2 separate regions of the Homo sapiens genome follow, and region 1 is linked to region 2. The links are chromatin contacts, found by Hi-C or POLR2A ChIA-PET in ENCODE. All regions are on one chromosome and are shown on one strand. Each heading gives the region's core, a stretch centred on a gene start or an enhancer-like site at or near the end of the contact. The rest is flanking DNA. Distances are from core to core; before and after follow the strand shown. Region 1 overlaps LHFPL6 (LHFPL tetraspan subfamily member 6). Region 2 overlaps LHFPL6 (LHFPL tetraspan subfamily member 6).

Region 1 (5,748 bases), core at 3,143-5,642, 110 kb after region 2:
TTCTAGGAACACACAGGCTGTTAGGCTGTGCATTTTCTATAAAAGCGCTTTGTGCTTTGTTCACTTTATTGAAAATCATTATTCTCGACATTTTTACTTCTGTAAAAGAAATATGTATCTTATTAAGAGTTATAAAAAGTACTTGGATTTTTAAATATATTTCTAAAAAAAATTTAGTCAATCATAACCTATATTGGTGAGGTTTACCTTAGGGAAAGACTCTCAGGAAAAGATAGAAAAATAACTTATGAACTCTTTGCAAGCAGGAGAATATGATTGTTAAAAATCTATATGGGCCTAATATTTATACAACTCGAAATGATTAAATTTTTTAAAAAAATTTCTTCATCTGTCCTTCATTTCTGAAATGATTAAAACCTTTAAAAAAATAAGATTTAGAAAGAATCATGAACTTAAACTACTTTGCTCAATTAGGAATATTACAACTTTAGTAAAAGCTAAAACATTTTGATTCATTTCAGAAGACTAATTCAACTCTTATTTCACATATAATGAATGAGACATTTATTGGTTATAAAGCTTTTCACTTTTTGTTTCCTTACTTATCCAGAGAAGAGGATGGGAATACCAAATATGTTTTGAAACCATTTCATCCAAAGCTGGCTGGAAATGTTTCTCTTTTTCTTTGTTCAATGATAGGTAAAACACTGTAACTTTAGAGCACTGTGATCACATTAGTGACATCAGCTTAAACTTAGGGACTAGGGAGAGATGAAGGAATTGTAGTTGTATTTCACAAGAAGTCCAGAGTAGAGAAACAACTCATTATTTGCCATTTTTTTCACATCTAAAAGTGTTCTCTTTCATAAGCAAGATTGGGGTCAGGACAAAAGGGAGTGCAGCCTGTTCTGGGTTTTGTTGAAGCTGTCTCCAGAAGCTAAGTAGATGGACTGGTACAGCCCACATTTGAAATGTAGACTGATTCACCTACTTACTAATTGGGAAGCTAAATCCATGCCCTAACCATTTCTTAAAAAATAAATATTATAAAATAAAATAAGGAAAACATTACTGAAACGTTTAAGGAAGGTGAATCTGTGGAATCTGTATTCTGATCATTGGGCAGCAATATTTGTGTATCACTAAACATTACACCCATTTCCCACCTTTATCTCCCAGGCAGCTCAGGATGAATGGGATTCTTTACATGCTGTAAAGTCGGCAAGGCTGTTTGGTCACAGCAGAAATTTCATGTTAATGCCAAAGATTACTAGAGTAGAAGATAGGAAAGGCAAAGCTGTTTAATTTTGTCAAAGATAAGACAATATTGTGAGGTTTCTGTGACTGAATCAGATATTGTATTTTATAAATGAAGAAAATGCACAACCGCTATTGGGAGCTTCAAGGAATTCTGCTTTAATGAGGGGCCTTGCCGATCTTTATCATTTAAAGTGGATGATAATCTTTAGGGGCTGCACACATTCAAGCTGACATTCTCTTCCACCCTACTTTTAATATGCAGCTTTTACTTCCCCCAGACGCTACTTGCATTGTTAGGAGATTTCTGGATAAAATGTACATAAGTCTGTTAAAAATAAGGGAGTAAGAGAAAAGTTAGACATGGCCAATTCCTTTTACTCAGATTTTAGTTATATGGCATTCTGGAAAAAAAAAAAAAAAAAAAGACCAAAAAAACTTTACCCTTTAAAAAAAAATCTTATTTTAGGAATCAGAGCATACTTCTAGGCAATCATTTCATTTTGAATCTATTATATTCCATTTGTTCTTTAAGTTCATTGAATATTTAAAAATCCCTGCAGCATTTTTTTCAAATCCCATGTAAAGAATTAGCAGCTAATTTGGCATACTACAGTATTCATAAGATAAAATATGTAAGTAAGATTGACCAGGACTTACTTGTTTATTTCATGCATTCATTTATTTTACCAGGACAGGGTGGGAGTGGGATGGTGGAGTGGGAAGAGTAGATGTGGGGTTTGTTTGGTTTTGTTTTAATTTGGGCTTATCTTAGAAGATGTGAAATGCCTTGTTTTGATGCAGATCTGTCTGTGGATTGGGTGCTAGGACACAAGACTAACACTCTTTCTCTCCCCACATAATGCTCTAAATCTTGCAACAATACTGACTCAATGACTTCAAATCCCATGCTCCTTTCTTCCTTTCTTTCGCTTTCTAAACATGTTTGTGTTATGAATCATACTCAGACACAGGGCCCATTTGATGGCTGGGGCTGGGTCTCCTTGTCACCACCCCAGTCAATTGGAATGCAGCCCACAAAGTCGCCCCTGCCCCGGCCCAGGAGCTCCGCCTGGCTGGGTGAGTTCATTGATGTGCTGAATATCACAAAGACTTAATTCTGTGCTGAAAGGTTAAAAAGAAGCGGGGAGGGGAAAGAAGAGAGGAATAAAGATGAGGTCCGTGGAGAATGGTTAATTCAGCTAATGAATTTTTGCAGAATGGCTAACAAGGAAGAATTTTGCTTAAGGAAAATTGGTCCTTGATGTGACTCCTTCCCTCCGTCTCTTTTGCCTTTTGAGCGGGTGGAAAGTTAGAGGAGCTGTTAGTTAAATGACAGAGGGAAATAGAAAGATGTATTTTCAAAAGGCAAAACAAAAACTACCACTTTGGCTTCCAATTCATGCTTTGAGGAATGTCAGCTTCTCACAGCGTTGCTCCGGCCGCCCCTGCCCCATTTAATATTATGCAGCTGGTGTGACCTAATTTAGCCTCTGGGGGCACCCAAGTCAGAGCAGTTGAGGGCTTCACACAGATTCTTCTGCAACATGTCTGTTAACCAACAGTGCCTTTGGGAAAAAGCTTGGGTAGTTAGTCTTTTTGGTAGAGTCCAGTCCTGTCCTGTTTCAAGAGGGATATGAATAAGGCAGGATGATTCCAAAGAAGAGAAAAGACACTGGACACTGGTAAGAAGTGTAATAAAAGCAACTTGGCCTATCCCACCTTTGTTTCTTCCTGGAGTTAAGAGGAGTCTCCCTACACCTTCGGGCTCTTCTAAACTTGGAATAACCTAAATGTATCGGCAGGCTAGAAGAAATCTGCAGATGACATTTTAAAACAAAAACATGTTCATGTTTAAGAAGAAAACCCTTATGTGATTGTACAAGATGTATTCATTATTCAAGTACCTGTGACAAATGTTCATATGCCTATGGTAGACAAGAAGATAAAAATAGGTGCTGGGACTAGCAGAACTCAGGTTTTAACAACTTTAGGAGGAAAATTTGATTTGCATGCCATTTACAAATTTTTTCTACCACCTCTGACATCAGAATTATAAATGTTTAAAAAACTGCACAATGACTTTATAACTTTCCTGTATTTGATTTATGTTCACACAAACTGTAAAAGAGAGAAAGCTAGCACTTTCTCTTTTCTCTTGCAATTACATACTGCATTCACACATTAAGTACATGAAACTGATACCACTGTTCTCCAGCTGCAGACTTTTGACTTTATTGCCCAAATATTCAGAGGTTGTATGGAAAAGGAGCTCAAGGTAGGGGAAGGGAAAAGGCATTTTATTCTCTACCTTTTTGTCCTTTAAACTGTATGATCAAAAGTATCATTGTGTGGCACCACAGTTGGGGAAAACATAGAGTAAATGAACTGGAGAATGAATTGGCCTAATATAATGGAGTTTCATGCCTCCTCTTTTTTTTTTTTAACATATTAAGGTTCATTCATTCAACAAACATGTGCTAAGCATCTGTAATATGTCTGGCATTGTTCTCAACCCTTGGGATACATTAATGAACAAAACAGATAAACATATCAGCCCTCCTTGGGTTTATATTCTAGGGCTTGATCATTGAGTCAATAGAACCTGATTCAAATTGTTCAGATTATTTTTCCCCACATAGTCTTACTACTCTTACTCTCATCAAAGACGTCAGTTCATATTAATTTTCTTTACCATTTCTGTTGCAATTTACATTTGCTCAGTACTCTAACTTCAGTCGTTACCCAAGGAGACTGCATAATCTCATTTCTTGGACATTTCTTCATTTCACATCCATTCTGTCATTATACACTTGCTATGGACAGAGAATCTAGGGGTGATGTCTGAAGGACCTTTCTAGTCCTGATTCTGCAAATATCTAAGCATCAAATGTCTACTCAAGGTAGGTAAGTATTGTTTTCTTTCTTTCTTCGTAATGTATTGAACAAAGTTCAAGGAGGCAAACTGGCTGCAAATGAGAAAGGCTTGAAAAGTGTCAAGGTTTAGACTTCTCACTTTGAATTCAGCACTGAGACTATGAAGCTTTGCTGCTTGTTGTATTTATTCTCCCATTCATTTATGCATTTATTAATCCTTCATCCAGTACACCTTCGGTTACTGCAAAACTATGAGCCAGACACTGCCCCAGCTGCCAAGGGGAGCAAAGATATGCCAGAAAGCCACTGCCCCCTGGAGTTCAGTCTGGTGGGGCACCGGGATGCTTCTTTGCAAGCACAGTTCTTAATTTCAATTCATGAAGGACTTAAGTGTTTCTTCAGCTTGCTTTTGTTTTTTGTTTTTTTTTTTTTCAGTATTTTTATGGCAAGCTGTCTTTGCCAGCAGAGGAATACACTATTAACATGTTGAACACAGACCTGAGTTCTTCCACATGTGCGTATGCATACACATGCATGTGCATACACATGCACAAAAATTTGTTTTTCCTCAACTTTGCTGAACTACTTTTCCTTCAGTTATCGGCTGAGGCAATATAGTAGTATGCAAGCTTTTCAGAAATCCAACGGGATTCATGCCCAGCTGAGTTATTTCACTCTGCGTTCTGTGTCAGTTCCTGGAAATTAACAATAGAGCATTTCACTTTGGTCTTTGATCCCACCAGCTCAGTCATGGTATTTTTCCAGATGTTTCCGTCTTAGGTTGCTATTACAAAAAAGCACAGCACAAGTTAAACTAGGACAAGTTGGCCTGTCCTGGGGTCTGAGGAATGTGTTTTCCACCAAATAAACTGGTCATGTGCCACAGACGGGTTAGAAAGGGAAACTCAGACTTTATAATCAGAGTGATCCTTTTCATTGTGTGTTTAGGAAAAAGTACCATGTCCACCCCCAGTAATTTGACTCAAGACCCTGTAGCTTCTCAAAGACATTGATTTGGCCTGGTTCTAGTAAAAATGATTTGTGTTTTGAAATAAGTTACCATGCTATTTTCTCTCAGGTTAATTTACCCTAGCCTGTATAATACTCTTAGGGGTCTAAATGCCAACAGGCATAGGAAAAAACCTCAGTTGCCAGTAATTATATCATTTAGGTGGTTGGGCAGAGATAAGACAAATAATTGGTGTTATCATGCCTTCTATCCAAGTTTTGTAAGCAAGAATTTCATAGCATGTTTTAACACAAATGGCAAAAAAAATAAGCCCACAGCAGCTTGAAGCATTATATGTGAAATTTACTAAACTAGAAATAAGAAGAAGAAGTGAAAACAGTACCCCAAGAAAGTCCCAGAAGACTGATAACACCAAATGCAGGGGCCCTTGCTCTACCTCAACTCCAGCCCAAATCCACCATGAAGACTCCCTCAGTTGTCCTGAAACACATGCCCTGAAGCATAATGTGGTATTATAAAATAAATTTCCTGAAAAATGACAAGATAAGCTTCTAATGAACTGTGGCTAAAATCTGATACTGGAAAGAGGAAGATGGAAGATGGAATTAGGAAGATGTTGTGTGAATGTTGACACATATTCTCACAGCTAATGCTTATTTTATTAAGCATTTCTCATTTGGTTT
Region 2 (5,551 bases), core at 2,353-4,852:
ACTTCTGTCAGGAGATTTTTACAGCATCTGGGCCACCCACATCTAGCGTTCAGGGGCTGATGGGAAGCTGCGGATCTTAGAAGGAATCTACCTGAAGTCTGAGGAGCTTTTACAACCTAATGCTCAACCATTGGAATTCCCAGTTTAAATTTGGTACTTCTGTACCCTTTTATTTCCAAGCGTATAGGCTTTGGTGGCCCCAGAATAGTTTGGCTTGCATTGTCTGGAATCTCATGAGACCCCCAAAGTACATTTTGTTAATTTAAAATAACCTCTTCCCTTTTATTTAAGCACACCCTAATTTTTTTATTGTCTTTAAAATTTTATGTGTCCAAAGGGTAACAAAATGTAAGCATGGCTATCTACAGGGAGACAATGAGGCTCATTAATTCTCATCTGCATAAAAGCCATTTCCACCAGCACAGCCGATTTTTCTGTTACAATGACATGCAATATATTCAGAAAAGGATGTTTCCTAATAGTCATGTCACTAGGGTATGGTCTACATTCAGATTGCTTTTAATACTTACTCTTAAGTTCTGCCAAAAAACTTTTGTCATAGGAACGAATCATTGGAAAAAGCTGAAGTTTGTTTATTAGCTGTAATTCATGACCTTGGCATGAGTTAACTTGCAAATAATTACTCTGTGAAAAGTAGAGCCAGTTAAGTGTGTATTGCTTGTATTAGTGTAGACACCTCATGAATGTCACCTTTGTTACAATTCTTAACCAAATATCTCCCCTATCTGTAGCAAGCTGGAGGTAGTGATCTCGGTGGAGTTTCTGCTTGATTCTGTAACCAGCATTGTAGCTTTGACAATGAACATCCTCTGGGGAATTTTTTTTTGTCCATGATGTTATGTAGTTGGGAGTTTGGAATCTCATGGCTAATTTTAGGTCCTTTTCCATATGCTGCTTCCCCAGGTTCAGTCACGGATATGCAATATCATTCATTTGCCTTATCACAGGTGAAATAAGCAACCACAGCACAATGCAAAAGAAAAAAAGTGATAATGTAAAAGACATTTTGTACAAAGTGTCAAGAAGGAAAAGGTTTTATGAAACACGTAGTTTTATTCTGAGGTTCATCCAATGGTTATTTTATCCAATCCAAGTTTTTAGGACTTACGAGTTGTGCAGTTCCAGGGTGACACTATTCATTTAGAATATAAAGAGGCTGGTGCCCTTTGAATTTGTGCAGTGTGATGACACTGATCTTGTTTACCTGCACTGGAAACTCTCCGGTAACAGAACGTCTCCTCATACCCAGTGGAATTAAGTTCAAGCCCTTAAGTAGAGGCAGATATGGTGCTCCAGTTTGCCCCCGCTCATACCTCCAGGCACCTCTCTTCCTACTCCCCTCCGCACTCTGTTTCAGTTCATGGAATGGGATCTGGGCATCTTGGATGTCCCCATGTCTTTACATATGCTACTCTTTTCTTTTTTTTTTTAATACTTTTTTTTTTTTTTGAAACAAGGTCTCACTTTGTCGCCCAGGCTGGCTTGTCCCTGGGCTCAAGGGATCCTCTTTTTTAAGCCTCCTGAGTAGCTGGAATTACAGGTGTGCACCACTGCACCCAGCTAGTTACTCTCTTCTTTAGTATTCCTTTTCCCACTTTATGTTCACTCAAAGAACCCTACACATTCATCCAATATTCAGCAGTTATTTACTGAGTACCTACTATGCACAATGCATTGAACTAAGCACACAGTGCCCATTTGTAGTTTTGGATTGGATAAATTAATCATTGGATGAACTTCAGAATAAAATTTTCTCTTTCATAAAACCTTTTTCTTCTTGACACTTCGTGCAAAACTTCTTTTACATTATCACTTTTTTCTTTCGCATTGTGTTGTTGTTGATTACTTTATCCGTGTGTTTCCTCCTTTTGGATTATAAATGCAAGTCCAAAACCTTTTTATTTGCTTCCCAACAAACAGCTCAGTAAATTGGAAACAGCAAAAGTGCAAGTAGAATAGACTTTGAAGCATCTCCTCCTACTAGTGGGCAAGTTAATTAATTTTTCTAAATCCCAGATTCCCCATTTGTGTGTTGGAGGTAAGAATATCCAACAAAATCAGCCCAACAAAGTTTATTCTTTGCTCTTACTGTGTCTGTAGACTTTAAATGAGAACATATTTGTATATTTGCAGTACAGTGTCTTACACACTAAGTATGAACCTACTAAGGTGTTCATCCATTAGTAGCCTTCTTTATATCCCCTGCCTAGGACTTTGAACATAGTAGGAACTCATGAATATCTATTAAATAAATGCACTCAAGATCTCTGTCATTAAATATATTTAGATAGAAATAAGGGAATTGGGCCAGGTGTGATGGCTCATGCCTGTAATCCCAGCACTTTGGGAGGCCAAGGTGGGTGGATCACCTGAGATCAGGAGTTCGAGACCAGCCTGGCCACCATGGAGAAACCCTGTCTCTATTAAAAATACAAAAATTAGCCAGGCATGGTGGCGGGTGCCTGTAATCCCAGCTACTCAGAAGACTGAAGCAGGAGAATCACTTGAACCTGGGAGGTGGAGGTTACAGTGAGCCAAGATCATGCCACTGCACTCCAGCCTGGGCAACAGAGTGGGACTCTGCCTCAAGAAGAAGGAAAAAAAAAAGAAATAAGGGAATTGGCATGAATTTTGTACATTATTTTTTGGCAGTGGTATCTCTGCACAGTGGGTCCTGGGAAAGAGTAAACTTGCCCTCCAGCTGTCTTAAACAGAAGCTGACTTGCACTGCCTTAACCATCTTTCTGTCTTTTGACAAGATAGAGTAATTCTTCGAAAATCAAGCCATATACATTTTTTTCCTTCGAAAGTGTCTAAGCAACAAAATAAATAAATGTATTATTCATTCTGGGTTGTGTTAATTTTTCCTGCCAGAGGGGAAAAATGAATTTACAGGGAATTCCTGGAAGAATATCTTGGGACCTAAAAATAAAAATCATGGTTTTATTTTAAGCTTGTCAACAGGGGTGACAAGTGTAAGAATTGTAGCCCAGATGTGCGGGAAGCAACTCATAAATTCTATTTTCCACTATGTTTTATCTTGCCTGCCACTTTCCCTAAAATGGAAATCATTTTTAGTATCATAGAGCGAGATGGGAAACGTGGAAGTTTATTTGTAAAAGTGGCACTATGGTGAGCAAGCATTCACAGGGACACTGGCCTATTTTAGCAGCTGGCCTCTGGGAGAGAGGGATGCCCTACAGCTTGGCACTGGAGCTCTTTGGGATGCTGCTGAGCTTGTCATTGCTGTTCCTCTTTGGGGTCTCCAGGCTGCTTTTAAATTCTCTAGGAGGTGACCATGGGACCTTATTAGATGAGCTTTAATTTCTCTTTCTAAGTTGGCTTGTGCAAATACAGATATCTAGTTTTTTTTCAGTCAGAGGGGAGAGGAAGGATAGAGTTGAGGAGTGGACAGTAAGCATCCCCATTCAGAGGCAGATGCAGCCTGGTTTGGGGAGACGGTAGAGGACTAGAACATATTAGTGTGTATGGAGCTGGCCTGGGCGCTGAGATCCAGAGTGAGGAATGTGCCAGAGATTCCATCTGTTTGAGCTGGCATGAATCATAGTGTGAATCAGTAGATCTCTTTTCTTAGCAAAAACCAGCAAAAGCCCTTCTTGTGAGGGTCATATGAAGCGGAAGGAGATGAGATTCTATATTGATTTAGTACTAGTTCATGAGCTACCAAATCTAAAAACTAGGAGTCAGGTCAGATAAAATAGCATATTTCTAGCTTAAAGTTTTATGATCATGAATCTTATAGAAACATAGTTAACTTAGAAATTAAAGATTTAAGATTAAGTTAGAAATAGAAGTTGCTAGAAGTTCTCAAATGTATACTTCTGACAACTTGGTTAAATCCCTGGCATATGCAGAAAAGTTTCTGTGATTAAAAAATAACAGAAGTATGAGAGTTTTTCCTTGTCCAGCCAATTTTGTAGTCTATTTGAGAAGGTTAAAAACAACTGTAAAAGCTAAGTAACAAGGAAACAAAAAAATGATGAGTATATAACCAGAAGGAGCCCAGGTACTATAAAAGCTAAGTAACGAGGAAACAAAAAAATGATGAGTATATAACCAGAAGGAACACTCAGTTTGATTCCCATATCAGGAAGTTCTTGGGTTCAGTGCAAGACTTGAAACCTGACATGGTTTCATTAGATTGTAGAAAACGCTTTTTTTTTTTTTTTCTGGACAACAGATGGAACCATGTTGTCGGTTGTTCAAAGATGGACAGGAGACAGAAATCTATCAACCTGAAGTCAGCTCCAACTGCAGCTGTCTGTTCTCCTGAGGACTGTGCTAGTGGTCCACAGAGGTCACCTTGCTTATCACATGATATTTTCTTGATGTTAGTTGAAGCACATCACCTTAGGTGACACATGAGGGCCAAAGGCCTCTTTCTCAGGGATGTATGTGAAAGTGTGGTGGGTTGGGGACCAGCTAAGGAAAAAAAGACATGAAGGAGAATGCAAGCATCTTACAGTCATCATTCAGTAAGAAATCTTTATGACTGGACAAAGGAAAACATAAACGCCCTTTAACCTAGAATGCAAATTTCTAGTGATTTTTACTTTTTTAGTGTATCAGAAGTCACTGAGCAAGGTAAGTACCAGCACTTACAGAGACGGAGTCATAAAGGCTGCTCTCTAAAAGTAGAGGATGTGCAAAACCTGTAGTACCATTTAACAGATTTTTGACCTTGTTAATTATGTCATTTTGAAACTGGAATAAATATGTAATTCGAAGGTTGATTTTTCTGAACAAAAGTAAGTCAAGTCAAAGTTTTCTCAGAGTCTACTGTTTGATTCTTGAGGGTATTCAGAATTCAAGATTGATGTGCATTTCAACATTTCAGTTTCTGCCTAAGTGAAGCGTCACTTAAAGCCTTCGAAATTACAGATGTAAAATGAGGTTGCACGTGATGTCAGTAGCTATAATTCCTACTCTGGAGGTAGCTCGATGTGTCTGAAGGCTGAGTGAGCTGCGGCAGGATGAATGAATCTTTGACTTCAGGAGATGCTGTTCTAGTCTGTAACCTTGTCGTGTGGAATCAGCCCATCTGATGCTGAACACTAACTTGAAATGGCTGGCCGAATGCAGAGTAACACATCAGAGCACTAGACCGGTGGAAAGAACCTAGATTGCAAGTCCAGTGAATTATCTGCATCTTCATTTTGTTAGGTGTAGATTTACTTTTGTTATTGGTTGCAATTGCAATATTTTAAAATCATGATTATGCGTTAACTCCATCTATTTCTAAAACATTGGTATTTGTGTCATTTTTAGTGTAGCTTGATTTTTGTTTTCTTCTTTCTGGTACAAAAACGAGTTTCTCCCTCCAACCCCTGCCATGTATATCTGTATCATGTATATCTGTATCTACATTCCTGTCTACTATCAATGCCTACTATTTACAAGGTAGTTCAGTTCGTTTCAGATCAACTAGAATTTATTGAGTACCCTGTATGCTAATCCCTGTACCAGGGGCTTGGGATATAACAGTGAATAAGTTCCTGGGGCTTACATC

What was found. Hi-C counts contacts between places; a loop is a spot of excess contacts on that map. ChIA-PET counts read pairs that join two places held with the same protein, here RNA polymerase II (POLR2A). Pooled maps may share reads with other maps.
Region 1: a loop to region 2 is called in a map of ascending aorta, with 2.2 times the contacts of the local background. The contact joins two enhancer-like sites. A Hi-C loop is called at or near these places in 5 of 168 maps with a recorded cell type or tissue (aorta, ascending aorta, heart left ventricle and 1 more) and 5 of 50 pooled maps. POLR2A ChIA-PET finds 5 or more read pairs at or near these places in 2 of 52 experiments (MCF 10A and Panc1).

Annotation. Positions count from the first base shown.
Region 1 is chr13:39,414,280-39,420,027 of GRCh38, reverse strand. All of the region lies in intron 2 of LHFPL6 (LHFPL tetraspan subfamily member 6), which reads left to right. Among named protein-coding and RNA genes, the nearest start is that of LHFPL6, 190 kb to the left of the region's middle. RefSeq lists an enhancer at 2,043-2,985. Within about 2 kb of position 4,392, at least 11 of the 41 ENCODE cell types and tissues checked have a DNase peak (open chromatin) inside an H3K27ac peak, as active enhancers do; they include ascending aorta, where a contact is called at or near this core.
Region 2 is chr13:39,526,167-39,531,717 of GRCh38, reverse strand. All of the region lies in intron 2 of LHFPL6 (LHFPL tetraspan subfamily member 6), which reads left to right. Among named protein-coding and RNA genes, the nearest start is that of LHFPL6, 74 kb to the left of the region's middle. Within about 2 kb of position 3,602, at least 7 of the 41 ENCODE cell types and tissues checked have a DNase peak (open chromatin) inside an H3K27ac peak, as active enhancers do; they include ascending aorta, where a contact is called at or near this core.